Linked DNA regions of Homo sapiens: region 1 is linked to region 2. A link is a loop called in an ENCODE intact Hi-C map of the cell type or tissue named here. Cell type or tissue: OCI-LY7. All regions are shown on one strand. Links, peaks and the distances in the headings refer to the core of each region. The heading gives the core; the rest is flanking DNA. Region 1 overlaps ABCA6 (ATP binding cassette subfamily A member 6). Region 2 has its middle 11 kb from the start of LINC01483.

Region 1 (10,350 bases), core at 2,125-4,624, 470 kb before region 2:
GAAACCATGTCTTTTGCAGCAACATGGATGGAACTGGAGTCTATTATCATAAGTGAAACAACACAGAAACAGAAAGTCAAATACTGCATGTTCTCATTTATCAGTGAGAGCTAAAAAATGGGTACACATGGACATACAGTGTGGAGTAATAGACACTGAAGACTCGGAAGGGTGAGAGAGTCAGAGGGGGATGGGGAATGAGAAATTATTTAATGGGTACAATGTATATTATTTGGTGATGAATACACCAGAAGCCTGGACTTCACCACTACATAATATATCCATGTAACAAAACGGTACTTGTACTCATTAAATTTATACAAATAAATTAAATTTAAAATAAAATAAGCTCATGAACACCAGTCTATCTGCACCTTCCAATACTTTCTGAAAAAAAAAACACATAAATTACATGGTATACTGTATACTCTGATGCTAAAGAATAAGTGTCTATTTTTCAATTAAATATATATAAAAAAAGATTTGAATGTTTAAATTAATTGACAGCTGATCTAAAAAAAAAAGGTAATCAGAATTTTTCATTAGTTGTCACTACCTAGCAAATGTACAACCAGAAAGGAATTCCACAGTGGAACTAGACTCCTGTCGTCCTCCTGACTGCTATAGAATGTAGGAACATCACCATAATGAGAGCAGGGCTCTTACCCTGGGAATAGACCTCGCTTCTAAATTCCCCAATTGCATCATGGTAACACTGAGATAAAACCAACAATTACCAGCCAGGATGTCAGCCTCATCCATGGACTGGGTACTGAAAAGGATCACATGATCTGCTCTACGCTCTCTCAGGAGGCTCCACACTTGATCTCTGGAAAAGGGATCCAATCCAGTAGTTGGTTCATCTAAAAGCAAAATCTACAGAGAATGAAGATATATAAAATATGTCTCTCTTTCACATTAACTGTATCCAGAAGATAGCATGAAAAACAATAAATACCATAAAATAATAACCATCCAGCCATTTTTCTCCAATATACTTCTATTTATAGTTAAACATAGCAGGTTCTCTCTTGATGCATTACAATGAAAGCTCTACCACTTTTAGTGGTAAAAGAACTTGACATTTTGCAGACATTCGACCTGCTTCCTTCCCCATGCATAATCTCACTTACTTGAGGATCTCCTAAAATGGTAATCCCAAAAGTCAGCTTTCTTTTCTGTCCTTCACTTAAATGTTTAGCAAGGTTATCTTGAATGTTTTGCATGTCCAATTCCAATAATATTCGTTGTACCTATATGAGAAAATACGCAACTTTTAAAATCCAAAATGAAGAAGACATTTATGCAGCCAAAAGACACATGAAAAAATGCTCATCATCACTGGCCATCAGAGAAATGCAAATCAAAACCACAATGAGATATCACCTCACACCAGTTAGTATGGCGATCATTAAAAAGTCAGGAAACAACAGGTGCTGGAGAGGATGTGGAGAAATAGGAACATTTTTACACTGTTGGTGGGACTGTAAACTAGTTCAACCATTGTGCAAGTCAGTGTGGCAACTCCTCAGGGATCTAGAACTAGAAATACCATTTGACCCAGCCATCCCATTACTGGGTATATACCCAAAGGATTATAAATCATGCTGCTATAAAGACACATGCACACGTATGTTTATTGTGGCACTATTCACAATAGCAACACTTGAAAACAACCCAAATGTCCAACAATGATAGACTGGATTAAGAAAATGTGGCACATATATACCATGGAATACTATGCAGCCCATAAAAAATGATGAGTTCATGTCCTTTGTAGGGACATGGATGAAGCTGGAAACCATCATTCTCAGCAAACTATCGCAAGGACAAAAAACCAAACACCGCATGTTCTCACTCATAGGTGGGAATTGAACAATGAGAACACATGGACACAGGAAGGGGAACATCACACATGGGGGCCTGTTGTGGGGTGGGGGGAGGGGAGAGGGATAGCATTAGGAGATATACCTAATGTTAAATGACGAGTTACTGGGTGCAGCACACCAACATGGCACATGTATACATATGTAACTAACCTGCACGTTGTGCACATGTACCCTAACTTAAAGTATAATAAAAAATAAAAATAAAATCCAAAATGATTCATATTATGCAATTTTAACCACTCATTAAAGCAGTCGATATTTGTTATGGGACCTCTTTGCCTAAATTTTATTCATAACAGGGCAAATAAATCATTGAAGAGAATTCTGTGGTCATGATTTAATTTGGTAAGTGGTTGGCAGGTCAGTTAATCCAAGCATGCCCTCCTACCTCTTGTTCCACTTCCTTTAGATGAATCCCTTTTATTTTAGCAAACAGGCTGAGGTTTTCCTTCACGGTGAGTATGTCAAATTGAACATTGAATTGAGGACAGACGCCAGTTATCTTTCTGATTTCCTCCAAGTCTTGCATTTCAGAGAGATTTTTATTATAGATGGTAACTGATCCTAAGAATAGAAGTTAAAAATAAAATTGGCAAGATAATACATTCTATTAATATTCATAGATCTCATTTAAGAAAATATTGGCATATGTTCACAAATGTCTAAAATGATTTGTGAACTACTATTCTTGACATAAATATATGCTTATAGAACTGCATATATGTGAACACAATTTGTGAACTACTAATTATTCTTGTTACAAACATATGCTTATAGAACTGCACATCTACCCTGAAATATCACACAATGGAATAAAGATAATAATTTTTATAAAATTGCAGAAATATGAAGTATATTCAAAATTATGTAGCTCTTGGAAACAACTTTAGATAAACATTATTTCTCTTAAGCCATCAAATTTAAAATTTAAAATGAGAGGCATATGCTTGACCTCATTCTATTATAAGACATCTTGCCTTTGAGAAATTTCTTTTTACTCACCTTCTGTTGGAACAGACAATCCATTAAGAATATTTAGCAGTGAAGATTTGCCAGCTCCACTGTGACCCAGGATTGCCGTGATTTGACCTTCATATATGTCAAAGAGCAAGCCTATTTTTAGAACAAATTGTTAACAAATTATTAACAGTATAAACAGAAAGGCATTAGACAGGCCTGGTCCCAACATAGAACAAGGCTATTTAGTTTAGTGGCATATTTCTCAGCATTTCAATACTTTAAAATACACAATGATCAATATTTTCCTAATTGCCAAAATAATATGTGACAGAACTATAATAATTAAAATAATATGTTACTGGTGCAGGATATAGTGACCAATGGAACAGAACAGAAGTCTAATATGGACCAAAGAAAATATAAAAATAAAGATTAATAAAATGACCTTTCAAATGTATTAGAAAGATGGTTTATTTAATAAATAATATTGGGACAACTAAACAAATACATTAACAAATTTTATGTTTGTAATTTTTTTTTTTTGTTACAGGATCTCATTCTGCCACCTAGACTGGAGTGCAGTGGAGCAATCACAGCTCACTGCAGCCTCAATCTCCCACGCTTAAGCAATTCTCCCACGTCAGCTCCCTGTAGCTGAGACTATTGGCCCACGCCACCACACTTGGCTAATTTTTGTATTTTTAGTAGAGACAGGGTTTTGCCATGTTGCCCAGGCTGGTTTCAAACTCCTGAGTTTAAGCAATACACCCACTTCGGGATTTACAGATGTGAGCCACCATGCCTGGCCTGTAATTTTTAAATGCAAAGTATACGGTGTTTTCCAGGGTAAGAGGGAAGTGATACTGGCTGTTGGGACTGACCCACAGTAACTGGAAAAATTAAATAGAAGCCTCAGTTTCGTCATCTGCAAAGTGAGAGATATATTAACATGTCTTTCACAGGCCTAAATGTAAAATGGTACATGTAAATCACTTAGCATAGTTTCCCGCACACACCAAATCCTCAATGAAATCTAAGTGTTTATTGCTATTGTTGTCGTTGTCATTATTATTCATTATGTATTGCTTGTGGGAGTATGACTTTTTATGATTTTAGAGGGAAATAATTTGAAATATGAATCAAGAATCTTGAAAGTATGCTTCCTTTGAATAATTCTGCTTCTAGAAATTTATATTCAAGAAACAATTTATGACATTTACAAAGATTGAACAAGGCTGTTCATTCTAGTATTTTTTATTACACTAAAAATTGGAAACAAATTGAATCTCATACATTGGTGTGTTAATAAGTTAGTCGTGGTATCCATATAATGGAATGGTACTTAGCTTCTGAAAAGTAGGCCATAGATAAAAGATTTCAAAAGTGTGTCCCAAAGGTGTTGCAGATGTGCTCCAGAAACTAACTCCATGAGGAAGGAAGAGGAGGCTAAGGGATTGCAACTTCTTCCCTGATTTCCCAAAGAGCAGCTATACTTGGTTTGAATTCATAATCATATTTTTAATGTGTTGATGTCCAATGCTTTTAATTTTTTAAGGTGCTGCTATTTTTAAAATGAACAAAATTCTTAAAGAAGTTTTTTGTTTAGACAAAAAGAAGTTCATGACTTGATGAGTACAAAGGTAGTTCAAAATGTGCTCCAAAACTTTAAGTAATCAATTTAAAATTATTTCAGTATCTCCTGAGCTAACATTAAAGAAAGAAATCACAGCTCTAGATGGTATTTGATGAGAGAAACCTAGAGAGAGAATAAAATTGCTCATACAAATACATTAAATTCTCAAAGACCTAATCTAAAAGCAATGAATAAGACTGAATTAGAGGATGCTGTATTTATTAGAAAATACACGCAATATAAACACAATGGTCGGAGAACTCTACACTTCTGGAAGGTTCATGGCTCTTCTTTTTCAGCTTTTAAGGCTTCTGTCTTTTATAAAAATCATTTTTATCCCTCCTAAAAATTATTTTTAATAAAAGTAAATAGTCCTCCATGAAATCTAGCTACTCACTTTGATGTTTGCTTAAATGTCTGTTATAGAAAACTGTATGTTAGAATATTTTGTATCAAAATGTGTTTTTTCATTTCAAATTATAACTTAGGTTTGTTATAGGATATTGACTTGTGAAATTTAATTCATAGTCAATGGTTTTACTCATCTTGCTTTAGTTAACCTCACCAGTACATATAAACTATGTAAATTCACCGGCTAGTATAAAACCTTTATCAGATTTCAGTCTAGATGTTCTTTCCTCACAGTGACAATATATAAAATATTGTTCATAGCAGATTAATCTTTAAAAACAAAGAGAAATTACATCTTTCATTGTATGATACCACTGTTATAAATTAATAGATTCATGAAATATCTGGAAGAATTTTACAGCATATTCTTAATCATGATTAATGTCCAAGTGATAGCGTTATTTATATTCTTTTTTCTTTTGCTTATCTACATATTTCAAATTTTTTCACATTGAATGTTTCCCTTTTTTATAATAAAGAAAGAAGTGAAAGAATGAAATTTTTCAATGTTTTTCTTTACCTTTCAATGCTTCCACTTTTCCAGATTTTCCTTTATATTCCTTCTTAACATTTCTGATTCTGAAATAACAAAAAGGGTGCTTACTTAGCCAACACAGAAGTGAAAATAGCACGGGCCATTTATAGCCCTAGTCATAGTGATAACTGCAGCCAACCACTTTATGTGAAATAAGGGATGGCATAAACAGTCTATTCAGAAAGAAAAAACCCTATTTTTGATTACTTATTTCCCCTGAGGTAGAAAATAGAGGAGTCTCTCTCAAGTTACAATTAAACTACTAGTATTTTGCCTAGAAAAGTAGAATGCTGTGTAATTATCCTCACTTTCTTCCTCTAGCTTTAGAACAGTTGGTTCTTCCCCCTGTTCAAGATCAGCTCATTTACCTAGGGTCTTGAACTGGCATCCTGCATCGTCTCCAAGTCTTGCTTATTAGTTTATGAGTCAGACACTCTGTCACCTGCATCTTTTATAGTGTTCTCTCTAATAGTTCCTCTTTGAACTCACCTCTACTTTGGACACAATTTAATTTCTCTCCTCCCTGTATTGTACAAAATTCTCAAAATAAACTTGCCATTGTAAACTTGCCATTTTCACTTCCTGACCTTTAATTCCTCTTCAATTGCACTCTGATTTCTGAACTCACCACTCCAGTGAACCACTTCATAATGAAATCATTAGTGACCTCCTAATTATAAAATACAACAAATACTTTTCCATTCTTACAGTGGATTATGAGTCACTGTTGATGACTTTCTCTTTGTTAATGGTGACTTAATTGCTTTGCTTCTTATTTTTCTAAATGTTCCTTCTCTGTTTCCTAATAAAGTCCTCTTCCTTCATCAGACACATCAGCTTGATATTCCACAGGGTTCTCCATGTATATGATGGATCTTCTCATTTGAGACTCTCTCCAGAAGTTTTCTCGTTGGATTTTTTGTTTTAGCATCAACCTAATGCTGACCCCACCCTTTTCATTGATCTTTAGATTCACACATCTAATGGTTTGCTGCATAGATAGTCTCTCTCTCTGTCTCTCTCACACACACACACACACAGACACACAGCTCTTAATCAGTGGTTGTTAATTGTGAATACACATTAGAATTCCAAAGGGAACTGATGCCTGCAAACAACATCTGAGATTCATATTATATTCACATTAATTACTTCTCTGCAGAGTTCACAGAAAAAAGATTCACATTAATTGATCTGGGGTGATGAGTTTTTCTTGGCAGTGAAGGCTGAGGATTGGGATATTTTAAATGTTCTTCCAAATGAGTCTAATGTGAAGCCAGGTTTGAGAATTAACTGCTCTAAAACTGCATATGCAGAACAGACTTCACTGCATTGTCACCTAAACCCATTTCCCCATCACGCAGGATCTTATTTGGCAGCATGGACATTCAACTACTCTCTTCCTGATTCTCACTCAGATTCATCACCCATCCAACCTGGTATCATTTTTGTAAAATTTAACTCTAAAATAGTTCAAGTCTTGGGTCCCTTTTAAGTCTTCAACTATTCTTCTCTTGTTCACTGCCTCTAGTTCCTTTCCCTACTTTCAGTTTATTCCCCTAGAATCCATGCTTCACACAGGAAACAGGGTGATTTATTTTAAAATCCATTTTATTTACTCCTCAACGTTCCTCATCAGCCTCAGAGGGAAAGTCAAGGCTACTTTGTACCACATGAAGCAGCCACTCATGGTCTGTCCAGTGACATCTTTTGGCATCCTCGGCCTCATGTTTTATGTGTCAGGATCACCAAACCACCATTTATATCCTGCACAAAGCTTAGTGCTTTTTGTCTTTTCTGCTGGGTGTGTCATACACATATACATATATACATGCACTCACACACACATATGTACATATGCACAAACACACCTTTTTATCTGTCTTATTCTTAGAATGTTCATTGCAACATCATTTGTCAGACCAAAAAATTAGAAACAACTAGAATATTTTTCAATGTCAGAAAAGATAAATAAAAGTGGTAGATTCATATCTTAGAATACTTTTATATAAAAATTAAAATCAATGCATTAGCCCATAGTTATCACTATGAATACACCCCAAAAAGCAAAATGCTGAGTGTAGAAGCAATATGTAGAAACTTAAGTACAGTCTGATACCATTTATAGATTATATCAAAAACACACAGAGCTATATCACATATATCTATATCACATATTGATTAGGGCTATAAGTGTATGGTGCAATATGTAAATATATGAATGGAAAGTGATAACACCAAATCCATTATAAAGGTAAATTCTGACGAAGGATGGAGAAAATATTTTAAAGAGATCAAAAGGGACTTTAAATAAACATATAATATATCCATTAAAAATACAAAGCAAATATGACAATAATGTTTATATCTGCTCAACCCGGATGGTGAATATGTCAGCTTTAAAAGCCTAAATTTCTTCAGTAATTTTTAACTTTTTAAAACAAAAATAGACGTTCTCTTCGATTTCCCTAAACTAGGGTAGTTAACACTTCTATTGACTAAATAACAGTAGTTAATATCTCTATCCCTACATTTATCAGATTGAATTTCATGTACCTATTTATTTTGTTCCCTGTGTTGTGTGCTCCTTGAAAGACAGTTTATTGTTCATATTTGCTGCCCTAAAGATTAGTAAAGAACCCAGCAACAATATGTTTGTTGAATGAATGAATGAAGCAAAGTTAAAAGATGATGAGTCTCACCAGGTATTTTATTTCAGCATTTCTTTGTAAAATGGAATCCCTGTTGAAGTGAAACTTTAATGTTTTGTTTTAATAAAGAAAATTCCATTTAGGAGGAGCTGTTGTTTCTGGATTTTAGACATGAAATCAGTCATTTACATTTGAGGCAGACATTCTACCTGTGTTCTGGGAATATTGCCTGAATGGTCTATAGTTACAGGAATGCACATATGTGTACACAATTGCCCCCAGAGAAAATGTGACTTGGGAGTTATGAATGAGGAAGAGCCAGTTGTGAATAAAAAATGTATATTTTTACAAACCCAGAATCATGATTCTGGTTAGAATTCTACAAACTTTCATCCATACCCCTGATACATAGAGCTTAAAGATTACATACCCTGTAAGCTCTATGTATCTTAGGGGAAGAGTTCCTTTGTATATAAAGCATTTCTATATAAAGAGGAAGAGTCAATTTTTATATAAAGCAGAGACCACATAGGAAGAAAAAAATCAATGGCTTAGTGCCTTTTATATTCATACAAAATAGAATTCACACGTTGGAATTGATTGAAAAAGATTTGACATTGTCTACAGGTGGGGAAGAGTAATGATGCCACTAAGAAATGATCACTGTGAAGAAAGAAGAGATAAAACTTGTGGATTAGAAACTGCATATACTGTTGGATGGTCAAAAGGCAGTTTTAGACTGCCTTGCAGCCCCAGACCTGCTTTAACACTCAGTGAGTGTGTACCACCTTGCCATTAAAGAGCTACAACATTGACCGCCTAAGCCTACTTTCTTGCTTTGGTGTGGATCTGGGGTGAGGTGCCCCACAATGGAGCCAAAAGCTTTAGTGAATAGTCCTTGCATCAAATGACTTTCTTTCCCTGGTTTGTCAGTAGCCTCAGGTCTCCACCTGAGCTAAGAATCCAGACCAAGTGACAGGTGTACCCAGTCAACACTGTATACATTGGCTAGGTTTGGAGGCACAGTGGGGATGTGGGAGAAGAAGGGAGAAGTTGGGGGAAGGTGGGGGTGGAGCACATTTTACTTTCTTTCCTAGGTCACTAGGCAGCAGTAGAAGAACAAAGAAAATTTTGAGGTCTTTGTAAGTAAAAGATTTTGTTAGAAGATTGGATCTGAAAATTTTTATAATTTGAATAATAATATAATACAATATTATTTTGTGCCCTCAACTGGTAAAGAAGGATTGATGACACTGGAACTGAGTTTTATGGAATTATTCCTCACTTGGCCTTTCTTGTTTGGATAGAAATTTTCTATGGAGCTGGTATACTCCTAGCTAGAGCAGAGGAAGCGCTGTTGCCCCTCTCAGAAAACTTAAACGGAAAATTGGTTAAGAACTAGATGGAGGAAGCTTAGGTATATGGGTTAGGCCTCTTTGTCTTGGAAATATTTCACTTCCTAGATATGGTTCTCTATTTATTCATTTTTCTTTGCCTCCTGACATCTCAATAGTATGTTAAGAGCATAGACTGTAGAGCCAGACTATCTGGATTACAATTCCAGTTCCCCACTTGCGAGTTGTGTGATATTGGGTAAAAGGCTTAAGCTTTCATTGCTTCACTTTTTGTATTCTCAAAATGGGGAAAATAAAGATACCTACCTCGTAAGCTTTTTGTGCGAATTATGTGCAAGTCAGGTACATAGTCAGCACTAAGTAAACATCTGTTAATAAATAAACGATTGCTATTTAAAGCGCTGATCCATTAACTTTGTACCAAACTTTGTAGAAAAATCTACAAAGCTATTTTGAAATCCATGATACTTGGGTTCAATCCCAAAACTGCTGAGTTAGAATCCCTGGCTAAAAACAGATATTCTAAATGCTCCTCATGCAATTCTGTGATATACCAAGTCTCATAACAACCCTACAAAGTCAATATTAATCTTGTTTCATAGAAGACACTGAGACTCATAAAATTTACTCATTTTTCCAAGAGTACACATCAAATGAGAGAGGAGAGTATTAGGATCTAAGAATTTCTGATTCAGAATTTCTTACTTCTTCCAACTTATCATATAAAACCAGATGAAACCATGGAGAGAGGGGTTCACAGAATGAAAGGAGCAAGTATAAAAGAGAGGTGGGCACAAGAGAAAGAGGCAGAAAGGGGGACAAGATGAAGTGTGGCTGGATAATATGATACAGAGCTGATAAACAAGGAGGATTTTCCTTTCAAGTAACAGAAGAAATTGGTGGTGATGGAAATGGA
Region 2 (10,350 bases), core at 2,873-5,372:
TGAGGGAACTATGTTCCCATCAGGGGACACCTGCATTTATTCCATAGGACAGTTACGTTATGTTAATATTTTTCTGATTTTCCTCTCCTTTCTGTAAGGGTAAAGGAAAAAAAACTTTTAACCTATGTTTTAGACTTCAGTGAGAACCCTCTCCTATATTCATACTTTCATTACTTTTCAGTAGATTCATAGAAACATCTATGTAGACTTAACAGTTTGGCCATTAGCTTATGGTAAAGCTTAGGACATATTCTTCCTAGCCTAAATGTGAGTATTCATTTGTGATTTAAATGACTGTGTTGCCTTTTTGTTTTGTGACTTAGACAGGGCTGATACCGGTTATGGGATGTGTGTATTATCCTAGCTCCCATAAAAGGGGCTGATTTTCCTACTAAAATCATTAAAGAAGCAAAACCTATTATGGGAAATAATGATTAGATCACAACATCCTCGATAAATAGAGAACTGGCTAGTTAAAATGACCTAGTTAAAAATGTTAATTTTGTTCATGGGTTTTAAAGTTTTATATTCCTGTTTAGCAGGAAGGGAGAATTTATTTAGGACTGAATGGAAGCTATTACAGGTGGTATTATTATTATAGAGTAACCCATGAAGAAGGATATTTTGTTTAAGCCTTCAATATCATACAATATTAAGTATTTCATAAACAATAAAAATAATCTTTTCTCTGTTGACTTTGGTTACTGATACTATTTGAAATAGAATAATGGGTTCAGTTCAGGATATCTGAGAGCAAAGATTACAAGGGAAAATTGCTGAAGATAAACCCCCCTCTCCTGCAATCTCTAAGGGCAGAGTTTATCTTGTCTGGTCTAACTCATCTGGGAATTTCAGACCTCTGAAAAAGTTCTGTTTGGAGTGAATGATTGGCCTTGAATTTTGACCTTTATAACAGAGATAACTTGGATTTTTTGGGAAATTTGATGATGATGTATAGTGAATTTTCTTATCTGGGAAAGATGAGTTTTTGAAGTGTTGTTATGGAATGGGTCTTTCTGGAAGAGTCTAGTTTTGATTCAAGCTAGCTTCCCAAATGCTGCTTGAAATCATAACATCTTGGAGAATGCTTGTACTGCTCTTAAGTAGGCAGGGGATCTTTGCTTATTCCCTGGCAGCGATGTATGGCATTTCCAGTTACTCAGGCTTAGGAAATAGAGCAGTTTTCTCCCGCAGGACTCAACTCTGCACTCTGCAAAAGAATGGCCTCTTTAGGGTACTTTGGATTTATTGTGCTAGTTTAAGCAAGGGGCACTTGACTGGGTATGATTTACTTTGTGTTTACAAGAGAAAAACAAATAAACAAACTTCCGTCTCTATTAGGTAATTGACAAATGTTTATGGAGTGTTTACTGTGCACTTTCAATTGTGCCATGCCCTTTTGGGGACATAAAAATAAATTATCGGAAGTTTCTGAATTACTTTCCCCCCAAACACCATTCTCTTCTCTAGGCAGGACTTTCCATTTAACTGTACCTAAAAATCCCAAGTCAGATAATTTTTGAGATTGTGTCTGCCTTCCCAGAAACATCAGCACATCTGGAGCTGTGGCCTTGGGGTTGCTTGAATTTGACTCCTTGCCCATTCTTCATGTCTGTGTTCTGGACCCCTTGCAGGTCAGCTTTTTGTTTTGTTCCTGTCTACTGCTGGCCTCTTCAGACCTTGCACTTGTCCATATGTCTGCTCCTGTCTGTTCCAAGTCAGGTTTCCAGCTTCACTGTCATTGGATTCAATTCCTATCAGCTACTGGGTCTGCTCCTGTCTTGGCCTTGCTTTGGTGACCCCCGTTCTACTCTTGGGCTCTAGATTCTCTTCCTTCTTTTAGCTCACAGCTTGGTGTTGAGCCATGGTTTATACCCATCATGACTTTATCCAGCTGTTTTCAAGGGGAGGCTGGGCAAGAGGATGTGTATGCCTTGGTGAAAAAGTATTACCTCTTTAGGGAAACTGGTTATACTGTCCAGGATACCTGTGGAAACACATCCGTGACATTAGTTGTGGCAATAGCATGGCGGTGAGGAGCACATTCTGGAATTAGGTAACCTTGATTCTCTGTCCTTTGCCTCCCATCTGTGTAGCTTTGTAGGGGTTATTAATCCTCTGTTTCCTTGTATGTAAAATTTGAACATGACAAATTTCACAGGGTTGTTGTGAGCTAGAAGATGCATAGGATATCCTTAGCATATAATAAATGCTCAGTAAATAATAGCTATTGCTTTCACTATAAATGTCTGGGGAATTGCAAGTAGCTTGGAGTTATTATTGCATGCTTTAATAACGTGGAAGTTATGCTACAAGCTTTGGTTAGTCTTTCTAATTTATTACAACTGATATATATTAGGTATTTTCTATGAGCAAAGGGTTATGTCAAGCACTTTCCAGGATGTAAAGTATAGAATATGATTTCCCTTGAAAGAGGTTGCAATTTATTAGGAAACAAACAAAACAATTTTATTAAGAGGCCAAATGTGATAGATGGTGCAAGGGAGATGCCAAGTCTAGTGGGAGCAGAAGGAAAGAATGGGGTGTCTAATGACTCAGAGAACTGGAAAGCGCTCCGTCAAGTAGAGGACATCTGAACTGGACCTTGAAGGATGTGAGTATTTCTGAAGACAAAGAAGGGAGATGTAGGAATTTGAGTAGGCAGATATTGAGGTAAGAAGGCATATTTAGGGTAAAGTAACCTTGAGCAGGCAGATATTGAGGTAAGAGGAAATATTTGGGGAAAGTGGTCTTACAGTGTTATTTAAATTGGGGATCTTTGTAAATGTACAATTGGAGACCATTGTATGAATGATCTCAAATGTCAAATGTCATGGCCAACAAATTTAGACTTTATTCTATGGCAAGTGGAGAGTGTTGAGCAGCAGAGTGTTATAATCAGGTCACATTTAAGGAAAGATTGGCTGGAATAGATCCTGAGATGAACTGGAGCTGCTGTATTAGACCTGGAGGCAGTGGGAAGCGAGAACAAATTATTGCATTTGTCTAGGTAGGAGGAATCCTAGATCGTATTAGGATATAAGAGAGAAAACATGTAAGAGTCATTTCAGTGGTTGAAGCAAGAGGACTGATTGAATTTAGAAGGCAGGGAAGGTGGATACATTGGAGAACTCATTGGAGTCTGGGAGTCTGGGAAAACAGTGACATCATTAACATAGAAATGGAAGGAAGGAGAAGGATAAAGAAAGATGATCAGTCTTGTTTAGTACATATAGACGTGGTATCTAGGACTAGTGGCACATTCTGGTGGAAATATTTAGCAGCCAGTTGGAAAGACCTTGTAAGGTAGCACTGCTCAAATCCCGTTGGGATTTAGTTTGTTTTTAAATCCATGTAGGCTAGAATCCTTCTCATACTTCTTGTACTCAGTATTTTTTTTTTTGCGCTATTCTCCTTAGCAGCATCTAATACCAGTTTTCCCCTTTGGAGGTTTGCCCAGTGGTGCAGTTAGGGAAATAATGATAATGATTCTGCCTCGTGTGTGTGTGTGTGTGTGTGTGTGTGTGTGTGTGTGTGTATTATAGCTCAGTCTATAAGGGAACGTGCAATCTTTAACTTATCTGACCTCTGTTTTCTAACTTGTAAAATACGATGAATAATAATCACCTTATCTATCTCCTGGAATAGTTGTGTGTCCAAATTAGAATGTGACTAAAAACACAATTAAAGTGCTATATAAATAAAATGAATCATTCTTATACTCATCATCAAAGTCCTTAGCGGATGTCTTTCGTGTGACTTTTAAACCCATTCTCCCATTGCTTCCTATAAAGTAGGAAATCACCCAATGAGAACTCCTTTTTTTTTTTTTTTTGGCATTAGCCTGTGAATCATAGACTTATTTCTTCTAAAGTGACAATTAAAAGCAAAGAGAAAGAAAGCCCAACTGCATAAACACATCTATTTATATTTTAAACTGAAAGTGCATTCACCCAAACCACAAAACCCCAAATCAACTTTTAGCTCCTTCCGAGGCCATGTCCAGTCCCTGGGCTCTCCCGGAGGTGAACTGCTGGGAAAGTGTGTGGGCTTCAAGCCCAGGATCGACTCAATGGCTTCTTCCTCTCCCCTCCCCACGCCTTCCCTCCAGCACACCTGTTTGCAGAACTTCTTCCTCTCTTGCCCAGGCATTTTGATTCTGGTCACGACCACCTGTGAAGGATGACGCAGATTTAGCCCTACGCACATCCTTGCCTTGTTGCTGTCTTCAGGGTCCCAAACTGGGTTGATTCACCCCACAGGACATTATTTTTAGCCTTTATCTCTTAGTGGTTTTGTTTTCTTTCCGCCGCCTTTTGACCTGAGAGCTGGAAATAAAGTCCGCCTTCCATAAAGACGAGAAAGTTGTCAGTCATTTCCTTCCTGCTCACATGAAAGGCCGGCCCAACGGAGCTTGCAGAAGACGCTGCAAGTTCCAGTTCACTGGGTCCTGAAAACACCCGCACTTTGGGAGTGAATTTCATTTCTTCCGTGTAGGCTAAGAAGAGAGGTTGCCTGGGCTAGGCAGCTGTTCTTTCAAAGGGTCTTGAAGATGCTCAAGGGAAATGCAATAAAAGAAAACCACATTTTCCCTCTCCTTTTGATCATGGTTGCTGAACCCAAACACCTGGGCAGCCTGCCTACTTTTAAATATTTGAAATAATTAAAAGAAATTCACAGGCAAAACGAGAAAGTATTGCTTTCAGCATGAAATCATATCACACTATAACATCATTGGACAGAAAACTTAGTTTTTACTATGAAATAAAATATGAGAAATTGCTTTGCAAATTTTGTAAAGTGCTAGGTATATTAAAGATCTCGAAAATTATAGTTTGTTTTTTCTGATTCTGAAATGAATATATATGTATCTATATATATTCAAATGAAATAGAAATATATAAAAATAGAAAAATATATGAGCATGCAGTATCTTTTTCAATATCGGAATTCATTTTTGGGCTATTATAATTCAACCACTTGCCTATTGATATTATTTTTGGAGAGGTATTATCAATATTAGTGCCACTAATTTCCTCCTACATTTATGAGTGAACTTTTCTATCATTATCATTCAGATTAAATTCTAAATGTGTAATTACTGACTCAAGGCATACACAATTAAATTAAAATTAAGTTATAGCTGATGAATGAAAATTATATATATTTATGGTATGCGACGTTTTGATATATGCATACGTCGTGAAGTGGTTAAATGAAGCTAGTTAACATCTCCATTACCACAATATACTTACTTTTGTTGTGAGAACATTTAACATCTACATCCTTAGCAGTTTTTCAAGTACACAGTATATTATTATCAACTACAGACACCCATTTCTCCAGGAAGACAGTACCAATTTACAGTTTCTACAAAGGTGTATATAAATTTCCATTTTCTCAAACTCTTGCCAACAGAGGGTTTTGTTTGCCTGCTTCTCAATCTTTGTTACTTTGGCTGTCCTATTTGTTATTGGGTAACTTGAGTATCTTTGTGTATATTTGTGAGCTATTTAAATCTGTCTCTCATGAATTGTTTAATCCTTTCCCATTGTTTTTTCCTGTGAGGTTATCTTTTACTAATTGATTGATAAGAATCACTTTCCTATTGGGTATTAATTATTTTTCTCTTATATATGCAAATATCTTCCCAGTTTGTCACTTGCATTTTTGCTGCCATACAATGTTTTTTTCCTTTGTTTTTAAGTGGCTAGGCATATTCATCTTTTCCTTTATGGTTTCTGCTTTTTGTGTTGGATGGCATTTTCTGTCACTGGATATGAGGCTTGCTTCTAGGCAGGCTTTGGAGCTGGACAGACTAACTTAAGCCTCACTTCTGTCTCACATTGGCTGAGACTCCAAGAGGACAAATCAGTTGCCCAGGTCTGTGTATCGGGATAATAATCCATATTTCACAGTGTTGTTTAATAACTAGTAGGCTTAGGGGTCTAGAGCTCAGGACTAGGCTTGTCATAAAGGAGGGGCAGGGTGTTAGTTTCCTTTCTCCCTCTTATCTTCAAAATGAACTGGATACTGATTTAGTTCCTCTAAAGAAGAGAACAACAGGGATGAGAAGGTCTCTTTTACTGTCTTGCTTTCAGTTAATACTAATAAATGCTCTACAGGGAAGTGGTTCTCAGGATGTCCTATGGGTATCAAGGCAGTGCCTATCTCTTTCCTGCTTTAGCATATTGTTTTTGTTTTTTTTTTTTTGGAAAAAGAAAGTAGGTAATTTCTGTTCCTGTATTTTCATCAAGTTATACATTTTTTGAAAGAATAATTAGCCTCATGGCAAAATGCAACTCTCCTCAAAGATGAAAAACCAAAAAGATTAAATGTAGATGCTCGTGTGAAGGTTTCAGGTAAAACAGAGAGAAAAGACGAAGCTGAGGCATCCAGGAGATTCTTGGGAAAGAAGGGCTTCTTCCCTGTAGAAGAGACCTCCTTGGGACTTTATTATTTCTACATACACCTTTATGTTAACAAAATCTAGCCTCAGTCATTAAAAAAAGATCTGTTTCTGCAACAACCACCATATTCATTAGCACATCAAAAACTTTAGTTTTATATCGTATAGATAGAATGAAATATGAAAAGATGCCTCAGTAAGAGATTTACTTGGTTTCACCGTCCAACATCTACCTACATCTTTTCATTCTCTCCAAAAATAATGAAGCCATAACTTTCATCCTTTGCAAAGAAAGTAAATTTTCAGGGAAGCTCCTTTTCTCTGCCAAGTGTAAATTTTGAAACACTCCTCAGTTAGGTCTGCATGCACAAAGTAATGGAGGAAATACAACCAGCCAACAAGCTAATCCAAGAAATAGGAGCTCACTGTTACTTTACTTACCTGAATATCTAAAATCTTGGTTATTTCAGCCTGAATTATACAGAATTATTGAATCATTTCTAAGTCATTTTGTGTGTGTAGGCACAGTCTATTTTAGGGCTCTATTCTTTATATCCATAATCAGATGAGCTAATGTATGAAATATTAAGCTTTATAACTCTTATTTCAATTTTCTTAATAATCTATCTCCTGCTTCTCATATAATAAAATTTAAATTTCACAAACTTATTTGAAATCATCACTATAGTGGGATTGAGGATAAATTCAGCATCTGTCATTAAAATGTAATCCAGATATGGGATGGGAATGCTTTTTTTTTAGATGGAGTTTCGCTCTTGTTGTGCAATGGCCCGATCTTGGCTCACCGCAACCTCCACCTCCCGGGTTCAAGTGATTCTCTTGCCTCAGCCTCCCGAGCAGCTGGGATTACAGGCATGTGCCACCACGCCTGGCTAATTTTGTATTTTTAGTAGAGACGGGGTTTCGTCATGTTGGCCAGGCTGGTCTTGAACTCCTGACCTCAGGTGATCCGCCTGCCTCGGCCTCCCAAAGTGCTGGGATTACAGGTGTGAGCCACCACATCTGGCAGGATGGGTATGATTTTTAAAGCCCAGAGTACAAATAATAATAATAGGGATAATAAGCTATATAAATTATTTATTAATAAAAATAATAATCAAATAGTATTTGAGTACTTAGGATTGATTGGTTGATTGATTCATTCATCAAATACTTAGTGAGTGCCTACTATGTGTCAGACAGGGTTCTATATACTGAAGATAGAGTGGGAAGCAGATAAGATCCTTGCACATACAGAGCTAATTATCCTGTAGCCAATGGGGAAACATAACAAATGGGAGAATGCAGAAATGAGATGACTGTAGGTAGTAATAAGCATATAAATAATATAAATAAAATAAAATTGGGAGACGTAAGAGATCATGTTGTGGTGAGGAAGGTGGTAGGGAAAATGCAATACATAGGTTGGGCAGGGAAGGTCTTTCTGTAGAGGTGACATTTGTGCTGGGATCTGAGTGATGAAGCATGTGAGAGTGATGAAGCATGTAAGGAAGAGTTTTCCAAACAGAGGGAACAGCGGCTCTAAGGCCCAGAGGAAATAATGAGTTTGGTGGTTGTATGTATGATGGTTAATTTTATGTGTCAACCTGGCTACACCATGGTAGCCAGGTGCTCAGTCAAATACTAGTCTAGATGTTGCTGTGAAGATATTTTTTAGATGAGATTCTGTGTAAATCAATACACTTTGAGGACACGAACAGACAGTTCTCAAAAGAAGACATACAAGCGGCCAACAAATATATGAAAAAATGCTCAACATCACTAATCATTAGAAAAATGCAAATCAAAACCACAGTGAAATACCATCTCACACCAGTCAGAATCGCTATTATTAAAAACGCTAAAAAACAACAGATGCTGGTAGGCTGTGAAGAAGAGAGAATGCTTATACACTGTTGGCGGGAATGTAAATTGGCTCAGCCACTGCGGAAAGCTGTTTGAAGATTTCTCAAAGAGCTTAAAACAGAATTACCATTTGACCCAGCCATCCCATTCCTGGCTATATATCCAAAAGAAAATAAATTGTTCTACCAAAAAGACACATGCACTGTTATGTTAATCACAGCACTATTCACAATAGCAAAGGCATGGACTCAACCTAGGTGCCCATCCATGGTGGACTGGAAAATGAGAATGTGGTAGATATAAAAAATGGGGCATATATATCATGTAATACTATGCAGCCATAGAAAAGAACAAAATCATGTTCTTTGCAGCAACATGGATGGAGCTGGAGGCCATTATCCTAAGTAAATTAATGCAGGAACAGAAAACCAAATACTGCATGTCCTCACTTACAAGTAAGAGCTAAACACTGGGTAATTATGGACATAAAGATGGCAACAATAGACCCTGGAAACTACTAGAGTGGGGAGGAAAGGAAAGGAACAAGGGTGGAAAAACTAACTGTTGGTTACTATGCTCACTACCTGGGTGACGAGATCATTCATATCTCAAATCTCAGCCTCATGCAGTATACCCAGGTAACAAACCTGCCCATGTACCTCCTGAATCTAAAATAGAAGTTATTCTTTAAAAAAAACCCTTTGAGAAATGCAGATTACTCTTGAAAATGCAGGTGAGCCTCATCCAATCACTAGAAAGCCTTAAGAGAAAAAAGGCTGGTGTCTCCTCTGGAAGAAGAAATTCTTCCTGCAGACTGTCTTTGGACCTGAGCTGAAACATCAGCTTCCCTGGATCTCAAGGTTGCTACCTTACCCTACAGGTTTTCACCTTGCCAGCCTCCACAATCACATGAGCCAATTTCTTAAAGTAAATCTCTTTCTCTCACACACATGCTGTTTGCTCTGTTTCTCTGGAGAACCCTGACTAATACACTACATGAATAATAAGTTGAAAGGAGGAGAGACTAAAGTGACAAGAGTAAAGATGAGAAGAAATGGGTGGTGTGGTATGTGTTGAAGTTACAGGTCACAGAAACTGAATATATGAAGTGAGGGAAAGGATGAAGTGAAGGGCAATTCTTCTGGTAGGCACTGTGCTAGGGGCTCTCTCTCTATAATGCCTTATTTTTACGATAATCATTATCACATTTTATTTTATTTTATTTTATTTTCTGAGACGGAGTCTTGCTCTGTCACCCAAGCTGGAGTGAAGTGGCACGATCTCGGCTCACTGCAACCTCCGCCTCCCGGGTTCAAGCAATTCTCCTGCCTCAGCCTCCTGAGTAGCTGGGATTACAGGCACACGCCGCCACACCTGACTAAGTTTTGTACTTTTTAGTAGAGACGGGGTTTCACCACGTTGGCCAGGCTGGTCTCAAACTCCTGGCCTCGTGATCCACCCGCCTCGGCCTCCCAAAGTGCTGGGATTACAGGCGTGAGCCACTGTGCCTGGCCTATCACTTTATATATGAGGAAAGCAAGAGCCAAAATTTTGAGTCAAATAACTTTTCAGAATCATGAGCCTATAGATGTCCACATTTGTAGATTTTCTAAGGATCATTTGAGACCAAATGCCAAGGAAATACTTTTCAATTGGTTCCTATTTCCTGACTTGAAGTTGGGGGCAGGGGAAAAGATGGATTGTTACAGTACTTTAAGATCCTGTTGGTTACATGTAGATCAATTTGTCCTATTAAACACAATACAACCTTCCTAGCATCTTGTTTTTCTTACACTTTCTTTATATCTTTGCCAGCCAATGACTCTTCATTTAATTATTTGTATATTACTTAGTTGTTACTTGGTTTCAATCTATTGTTTAACACACCTGTGAGTGGTTAGAAATTTTTCAGTCACAATCATATTAGTGATATCCTTGAGGTAAGAAAAGCGAGAAAGTGCTTGATCAACTCCAGTCATATACACATATTTTGTTATTTCATCCTTCCATGTATCGTCCAGAATCCATGCTACCATTCCCATGTTGCAGAAGATCAACCAGGGGCTTGGAGAAAT

Evidence for each region. Peaks named below come from ENCODE experiments on the same cell type or tissue, not always from the same donor. Only the 100,000 strongest peaks of a DNase experiment are listed, where the experiment ranks them.
Region 1: a loop joins it to region 2, with 6 times the contacts of the local background. A loop is called at or near these places in 1 of 110 quality-filtered maps.

Annotation. Positions count from the first base shown.
Region 1 is chr17:69,112,485-69,122,834 of GRCh38, forward strand. ABCA6 (ATP binding cassette subfamily A member 6) reads right to left here. Exons shown (of 39, transcript NM_080284.3): 11 at 5,414-5,472; 12 at 2,892-3,002; 13 at 2,278-2,453; 14 at 1,134-1,253; 15 at 738-876. Among named protein-coding and RNA genes, the nearest start is that of MIR4524A, 18 kb to the left of the region's middle. RefSeq lists an enhancer at 5,579-5,768. In OCI-LY7, for the core only: no CTCF peak of the experiment used is centred there; a DNase peak (open chromatin) is centred at 3,677; H3K4me3 peaks cover 2,500 bases; H3K27ac peaks cover 2,500 bases.
Region 2 is chr17:69,577,393-69,587,742 of GRCh38, forward strand. No RefSeq gene overlaps it. Among named protein-coding and RNA genes, the nearest start is that of LINC01483, 11 kb to the right of the region's middle. In OCI-LY7, for the core only: no CTCF peak of the experiment used is centred there; DNase peaks (open chromatin) are centred at 3,419 and 4,329; H3K4me3 peaks cover 2,026 bases; H3K27ac peaks cover 2,500 bases.